3 separate regions of the Mus musculus genome follow, and regions 1 and 2 are each linked to region 3. The links are chromatin loops, found by intact Hi-C in ENCODE. Cell type or tissue: gastrocnemius. All regions are shown on one strand. Region 1 overlaps Sgms1 (sphingomyelin synthase 1). Region 2 overlaps Sgms1 (sphingomyelin synthase 1). Region 3 overlaps Sgms1 (sphingomyelin synthase 1).

Evidence for each region. Peaks named below come from ENCODE experiments on the same cell type or tissue, not always from the same donor. Only the 100,000 strongest peaks of a DNase experiment are listed, where the experiment ranks them.
Region 1: a loop joins it to region 3, with 3 times the contacts of the local background. A loop is called at or near these places in 22 of 42 quality-filtered maps.
Region 2: a loop joins it to region 3, with 2.0 times the contacts of the local background. A loop is called at or near these places in 8 of 42 quality-filtered maps.

What each region holds. Positions count from the first base shown.
Region 1 is chr19:32,168,943-32,171,442 of GRCm38, forward strand. All of the region lies in intron 5 of Sgms1 (sphingomyelin synthase 1), which reads right to left. Among named protein-coding and RNA genes, the nearest start is that of Asah2, 67 kb to the left of the region's middle. In gastrocnemius, a CTCF peak has its summit at 1,389 (motif pointing right); DNase peaks (open chromatin) are centred at 1,140 and 1,414; H3K4me3 peaks cover 997 bases; H3K27ac peaks cover 1,874 bases.
Region 2 is chr19:32,209,671-32,212,170 of GRCm38, forward strand. The region is part of intron 5 of Sgms1 (sphingomyelin synthase 1); the gene reads right to left. Among named protein-coding and RNA genes, the nearest start is that of Asah2, 110 kb to the left of the region's middle. In gastrocnemius, a CTCF peak has its summit at 1,245; DNase peaks (open chromatin) are centred at 629, 1,068 and 1,297; H3K4me3 peaks cover 2,001 bases; H3K27ac peaks cover 2,500 bases.
Region 3 is chr19:32,319,245-32,321,744 of GRCm38, forward strand. All of the region lies in intron 2 of Sgms1 (sphingomyelin synthase 1), which reads right to left. Among named protein-coding and RNA genes, the nearest start is that of Sgms1, 68 kb to the right of the region's middle. In gastrocnemius, a CTCF peak has its summit at 1,285 (motif pointing left); a DNase peak (open chromatin) is centred at 1,277; H3K27ac peaks cover 2,187 bases.

The sequences.
Region 1 (2,500 bases), 150 kb before region 3:
CAGCTGAACTAGCATCATACGTCACTATTATTTCATATTAAGGAAAGAACAAAGAAAAAAAACAGACAATGATCCATCCTGTTGTCAACTTGGTTGTGTTTTCCTCCACATCACTCCAGTCAACATTCAGGCCCTGCCTTGACCCCTCCTGTACCACAATCAGAACATTCACACTCGCTCTGTGTTACCGACATCCACAAGCCAAGCTGTGAGCTTACATCCTACTGCTACCCTGTAACAGGCAGTGGTGCCCCTTCAATGAGGGATAAACAGTGAGAATAATGTTACAGGTAATTAACAATTATCTTCCATCCGATAAGGATCCCTCTGGATTCCCTAAGGTGATGTCAAATATATCCTCCCCCCACCTTCTCTCACACAATATCAAAATGTCCTTAGAGATTAAATGTTTGATTTATAAAATACTTTTCTTTAAAGAACGTTTCTTTCTTCAAATATATTGTTTTGACTCTGAAGTATGGCTGTAAATGACCTATGAACTTTGGAAATCTGGTGCCATAATTAGCTCATTTGCCACAAACAGTAAAAGCAGCTATCTCAAAGCACACTTTGACTCTTTCTGCTGAAGACTACCATGTGTCAAAAGGTGATGCAGGCAGGCGGAGAATAATTTTCTAATTAATATAAAATCCTTTATATCCTATGTGTACAAAGTAAGTTTCCCTAGTCTACTGAGGAACAAAAATACCTACTGGTTGGTTATTTGAAACTCTTCCATTTCACTGAGGAAAGTCTACCACACCACACTTAACTTGACCCACGGAAGCCAACAAAGAACCTCATTTAGGGAACATGACCCTGGGGACTGACACCAGGTTTAAAATTAGCAGCAGCTCACAGGCCCAGATAGAAGAAATCAAGCTTAAGCATCTCTCCCAAAATACCCTTCTCGTGCTTCTTTGATAGCTAGTTAAGCTCAAACTATTTACAGACCAGGGACCATTTAAGGGGACTTCTGAATGAACGGCTCTTCAGGGCATGCTGTGGGCACCCATGGCACCACGGAAGCACCGTGTCCAGCTTGCCCCTCCTCTTCACTTCGTGGTCAAACGGGATGAAGGACTTCAGGGAAAGCAAGAACAGACCTCTCCCTCTGCACACCTACACAGCACCAGCTCTGGGGCCTTTCCAGGCAGCAAGTGTGCCAACTCCTAAAAATAAGCAACCATTCATTGGTTCTCTCCTATTAGCTGGGACTCTTTGGTTCTAAAATCTGGAAATCAAAACCATCTAATGCCCATTTTTCTGAACCCCTTTTTAACAGTTTTTAGAAACAAAAACAGAGACAAATAAGCTCCAAGTTCAGCTGAGATCCTTTCGCATGATGCAAAGTCTCCCCACAGCACAGAAATCAGGTTGCCAAGAGACTGCCTTTGAGCTAAGGTATGAGCCACCAGGGGGCAGCATAGCAGTAATGAGATGACAGGCTGCCCCAGGAGCCACCAGGTTTTTTTTTTTTTTTTTTTTTTTCCATTTTTTATTAGGTATTTCGCTCATTTACATTTGCAATGCTATACCAAAAGTCCCCCATAGCCACCCACCCCCTCTCCCTTACCCACCCACTCCCCTTTTATGGCCCTGGCGTTCCCCTGTACTGGGGCATATAAAGTTTGCGTGTCCAATGGGCCTCTCTTTCCAGTGATGGCCGACTAGGCCATCTTTTGATGCATATGCAGCTAGAGTCAAGAGCTCCGGGGTACTGGTTAGTTCATAATGTTGTTCCACCTATAGGGTTGCAGATCCCTTTAGCTTCTTTGGTACTTTCTCTAGCTCCTTCATTGGGGGCCATGTGATCCATCCAATAGCAGACTGTGAGCATCCACTTCTATGTTTGCTAGGCCCAGGCATACTCTGACAAGAGACAGCTATATCAGGGTCCTTTCAGCATAATCTTGCTAGTGTATGCAATGGTGTCAGCATTTGGAAGCTGATTATGGGATGGATCCCCGGATATGCTAGTGTCTACATGGTCCATCCTTTTATCTCAGCTCCAAACTTTGTCTCTGTAACTCCTTCCAAGGGTGTTTTGTTCCCACTTCTAAGGAGGGGCATAGTGTTCACACTTCAGTCTTCATTTTTCTTGAGTTTCATGTGTTTAGGAAATTGTATCTTATATCTTAAGCCACCAGGTTTTAAAGGACACGGAGTGTTCATTCCTCCCCAACAGGAGTTCAACCAGGTAGTAAAACTGCAAGACTTACAAGCTCTGTTTCCTGGGCCATCAACTGACACTCTCTTCCCAGTCCCTTTATGATTTTAACGTACATGTCATTAGCAATACAGTTCTTGTTATATAGCCGAGCTATCCTGCAATCTCACAAGACCATTTCTAGGACCCCAAGGAAGTATAAAAAGCCTAAATGACAGAGACCATCATTTCCTAGAGAGATTAGCCCTAAGAGGTTCATTGGAAATTCATCCTTGTCGTGTATAAAACTTTAGTAAGCTTTATCTCAGTACAATGAAATGAGACCATCAA
Region 2 (2,500 bases), 110 kb before region 3:
TACACACTAACTCCACTTCCGATAGCATCTCTGTCGGTTTGTATATTTCCTTAAAAAAAAAAATCAAAAGATATTTTCCAGCCCACCACCTTCCCAAGCCTCGGCAAGGCAAGAAATTTCCTTGTAACCTGGAGGCTGAGAGATCTAGCTCCATGAGAGGCCCTAGATCCAACAGCCACCACCAAGAAATAAAATAAAAATCAATGTGTACAATACAAATAAATTTGCTGCCCAGAGTTTTTAAAGACGCTTACCAACTTTGTTTTTACATAAATTTAAAACCGACATGACCAAGAATTTGAGATTTAGCTTAACTGGCGGGATGCATCACAGTGGAGACCTTGGGATGTATCCCCAGGAACACACAAAGTGACTCAAAGAGGCTACAAGTAGAATGAAAATTTGCCCCATTCATGAAAACCGCTCAGATTTCTGTTGGGGACAACTCAAGTAATAACACACAGCAAAAGAAAGGAAAAAAAAAAAAAAAGACAAAAGCAACCCTCATGCATTCTTGATTATTTTCACTAGGGCAATCACCTTGTAGCACTAAGAGAAGCAGCAGCCTGCAGAATAAACACTGTCTAGAAAACACTGGCAGCACGTGCTTCCTCCTGGCACCCTGTACGGAGCTCAGTCACCAGCTTCTCCGAGATGTTTTGGCTGGAAGACCTTATGGAGAGGTGAGTTTGGAGAAGGCATGTACTCCTAAAAATCTCAGTACCCAAGCCGTAAATACAGTTTCACCTTTCAAAAACCAACTCTAGGGAAGTCCGACAACCTCAAACTGAAACCACTTGTATGCGGGTTGTAGATTATACACTTGGAACTTCAGGGCTAGTAGCATCACACCGAATTTGGCGCATTTGTTGATTTGCCTGCCTTGCCTGCCCTACCGATTCAGAACCACACAGTCCCAGCAACCGCATTGCCACTAGGCAGTATCTAGTTTAGCACTGAAGCCCATCTAGTGAGTCATTCCCTTGACATCGCTTGGCGGAGGAAATCCCACTGGTGATCACAGAGCGCTCTGTGGAAGCCAAGCACGGCTTGCTCCTTGCCTACTTTTCCTGGAGTCCCACCATCTGGCGCTGCTACAACGCATCACCCTGGAGAAAATCTTAACGAACTGCCTTCCCACAAAGAGCCACACGTACCTCTCCTCCCAAAGGCAGCCTCCTGGAAAGTTCCTGACAAGTTTACGCGGGTCTCTGCGTGCAGCTGGCCAGCGGTTGGGAGTGGCCAGCGGTCCCCACAGGCCGCCTCTGGGAAGCACAGCCAGACGCAGAGGACACGGAGCTCAAGGGACTACAGGAGCACGGCCCGCGCGCCTCAGGCTGCACAGGGTTTTTGGAATGTAGGGCGTGGCCCTCTGCTACAGCTAATGAAGTGAGTCAGGCCCCGCGCAAGCCTAACCAATAAGCGCCTTCACTGTTGGTTAAGGCGGAACCTTCCATTCTTGATTTAGGACGAGTTTAGCAGCCTTCCACAGCCCCCACCCCAGTCTAAGCTTTTAAGAACTCGAGCAGTTCTAAAGTTTGAGAAACTTTCCTGAAGCCAGGATTAGTGGGTTTCTGCTGGTACAAATTCCCGAGGTGAGGCTGTACTGGATGCAAAGCGCTCTGAGACCTCCTTCAAAGCAGCCTTGAGAGCTGACCAGCAACTTAATGAACTGCAATGAGCCCTGGAACAGAGGTGGCCAGATTATAGGTGACCCTCCATGCAAGGCACTTGGTACTGTGCTCCTCAGAGCAGATACTCAGACAAGCTGAGTCTTGAATCTGGAAGTCCTCAGTTGTAGACAGCCATAGACTGGGCAGAGCTTGGTGACAGAGACCTGTAATCCCAGTTAGTCCAGAGGTAGGAGCAGGAGGCCTGCCTGGGCAATCTAGGAAGACTCTGACTCAAATGTTTAAAGAGGTTTTTGTTTGGTTAGTTTTTGTTTTGTTTTTTAAGGGGAAGGCAGGGCTAAATGTGGCTATGTGAGGAATCCTGGCTTAACATACATACACCAGGGGTCCCACCCCCTGAACTGAAAAGGAAGGAAATCTTAAGTGAATAAACTGGCTTTTAATTAAACATTTTTTATACTAAAAGTACATGGACTTTTAGAGCTGAAACAGTTGTTGGTGTTGTATGTTCTGAGCCTCTTAAATCAGGAGAAACTTAGGCGTATAGTTTAAGTTTCTTGCACTTGATATTATATAATTAAAACAAAAGGACTACTAGGAAAAAAAAGAATCTTAAAGGAGTGATTTTATTTAGGACAAAATTAAATACACTTAAACATGAATAAATTAAACATTCTAGATATTGTGGCTTAAACATCATACTTTAATAAAAACGTTTAAAAGAAACTTTAAACAGTTGAAATTTGACAAATTGTAGGAGACTGCAGAACTCTCAATTCCCTGGGTCCTGATCTATTAAATGCAAATTAATCACTAATACCGGCGGAGTTTCTGACGGGAAGAAAGGTGTTTTATTGGTTATTACTGTG
Region 3 (2,500 bases):
GAAAAGAGCAGATTCTCCTAGACCCTGCAGAGAGGGAGGGGCAGCCCTACCCACACCTTCACTTCAGACCATTAAAGCCAGTACTAGATAGACTTCAGGCCCTCAGAACTGTCAAAAAGCAAACTCGTGATGCTTAAGCTGCTGAGTTCATGATAATTTGTTGCAGCCTCCACATAGCCAGATGACTTACACTTGGTATCAATACTGATTTCCATGTTGTGTTTGGAGTCCTAACTCAACTCTTTAACAACTGCCACCGGGAGCAAATGTTGAATAGCTTCTCCTATTCAAGGCCCCTTGTGTTTCACAGCTTGTAAAATCTAATGGCCTGCAAGTCAGCAATGGCCACACTCAGTCGAGCTGTGCTAGCCACATACTAGAAGCATTTGACAGAAAGTAAAACACACACAGCTGGAACGCACAGAAGCCCTCATTAAGTATTCTTCAATGAAGCCCAATTACCCTTGTCCTCAATAAAGCCCCCATTAACCTTGCTTGCTGAGGTTTCACAATCCACTTAAAAGAGTATTCTAACTGATGACGAAATGTCCTGGAACTGGACTGAGCCAGCAAGACTTAAGTCATTGACTGGTTAACCACACGGCCTTGGTCAAGCTATTTGTCCTTTGTATGACTCAGGAATCTTATCTGGAAGACAGAACCAAGTTTAGTGATGTTTACATACTTGCTCTATTAATTAAACATGGAGATAGAGTTCCTCCCATGTATTTGAAATGAATCAGTAGCCAACGAGTGAAAATTCAACACATGGAAATAATTATTTGATGATCACTCCTACTCGGGGAGCTGGAGCTACTTTCACCTCAAGCTATGCCTCTTTGATCTTCCGTTTCACAAACTACAAATATTTAGCTTGCTGGACACTGAAATGACCTCAACAGAGAAAGGCAGATGGAGAAGCTCCACGTTATGCCCCTGGATCATTGCTTTTGATGTCTGGATCAATGATGAGAGTTAATGGGTCTAAGGCATGAGCTCGCTGCTGTGTTACCTTCACGGGACTCACTACAAGGCTTACATTTCCTGTTCTTGTAGCAGGTCTCCTGTATTCGTGGTCATCTGGACAGACGAAAGCAAACCACCACTGAATTCCATCTAACTGTGAGCTACTGAAGCTCCACCTGGAAGCCCTTGTATTTATTACCTGTCAGCTGTGCTCACAGCAGCGAAAGCAAACCATTCTCTAAAGCTCAGTGAAGCAGGCGCACAGTGAGGCCAGTTGCAACAACAGTCACCAGTTGTCACCACCCCCAAGCGCCACCTGCTGCCACATCTGATATCACAGCTTACACTGATGATTCAGAAGGTAGACTGCATCACACCTTAGGGCAAACATCAGCTCACCTTATGACCATACATCTGGACAGACATCAGACTTGATTCCTTCCGGAGGAACTTTTTGCAGGGTGTGGTAGCTCCTGCTGGTAATGCCAGGATTTGAGAGATAGAAGGTGGAGAATAAAGAATTTAACACAAGCCTGTACTCCACAGGAAAACTGACTTAACAACAACACAAGGCTGGAGATGTAACTCAATGACTGACTGAGCAAGTGTTTGCCTAGTATGAATTGAGTGCCTACAAAAGTAACAGACAGACAGGCAGGCAGGCAGACAGAGAGACACTAGTCCCCAGCTATATTGCCTTAGGCACCAATACCAGCTACCAGCAGAAATAAACCCAATTAAAGGTTCTGATAAAGAAAACAAATAAGCCTTGATGCTAGCTACATTTAAGAAACAAAAACCAGAGCAGTAATAACATTCCCTTGCCAGGGACAAATAGATGGAGATTCAAATAACCCAGCATCAGCAAATACACATAATAGGCTTTTCTGGTCTATAGAGACCATGGTGAGACACACCAAAATCCTAATAGACTCACAGTTCAGAAAAAGAAGCCCAAGCTAATGAAAACCTTAGTGGTAATGGTTGCTAAGAATCTCTTTATTGTTATGATTGAAGTATAGGTTACATATCCAAATGCTATGGAGGCACCCACCCTGTAGCTGGCAAGATGCAAAGCCAAAGAGCTGCGCACACACACACACACACACACACACACACACACACAGAGACAGAGACCGAGAGACCCATCCACGTCAGTATGTTCACATCTTCTTCTCACTAAATGTAGTTAGAGCACAGAATGTTAATGCAGATAACAGTCTTGGATATCTCTAGCTAAATAGAAAAACAAAACAATCTTACAACATGGAGCCGCAAAGGACATACCACCAACATCTTTCCTTCCTAGAATCCCCAGCCTTCCATATATCAGATAAGAAGCAACAGGACAAAAGTCAATGCTTCCAAGGCAAGGAAAGAGCTCAAATCAGCAGGAACCTCACAGACATCAACTCTTGAGTTTTTAATTGCAATGCCTCTAGATATTTGCTGAGAATCACCCAAGTTACTAACTTAAAATTCAGTGAGTGAGTCATGGTCTACCTACTCCTAAAGCTCAGAGTCTAATGCGGTA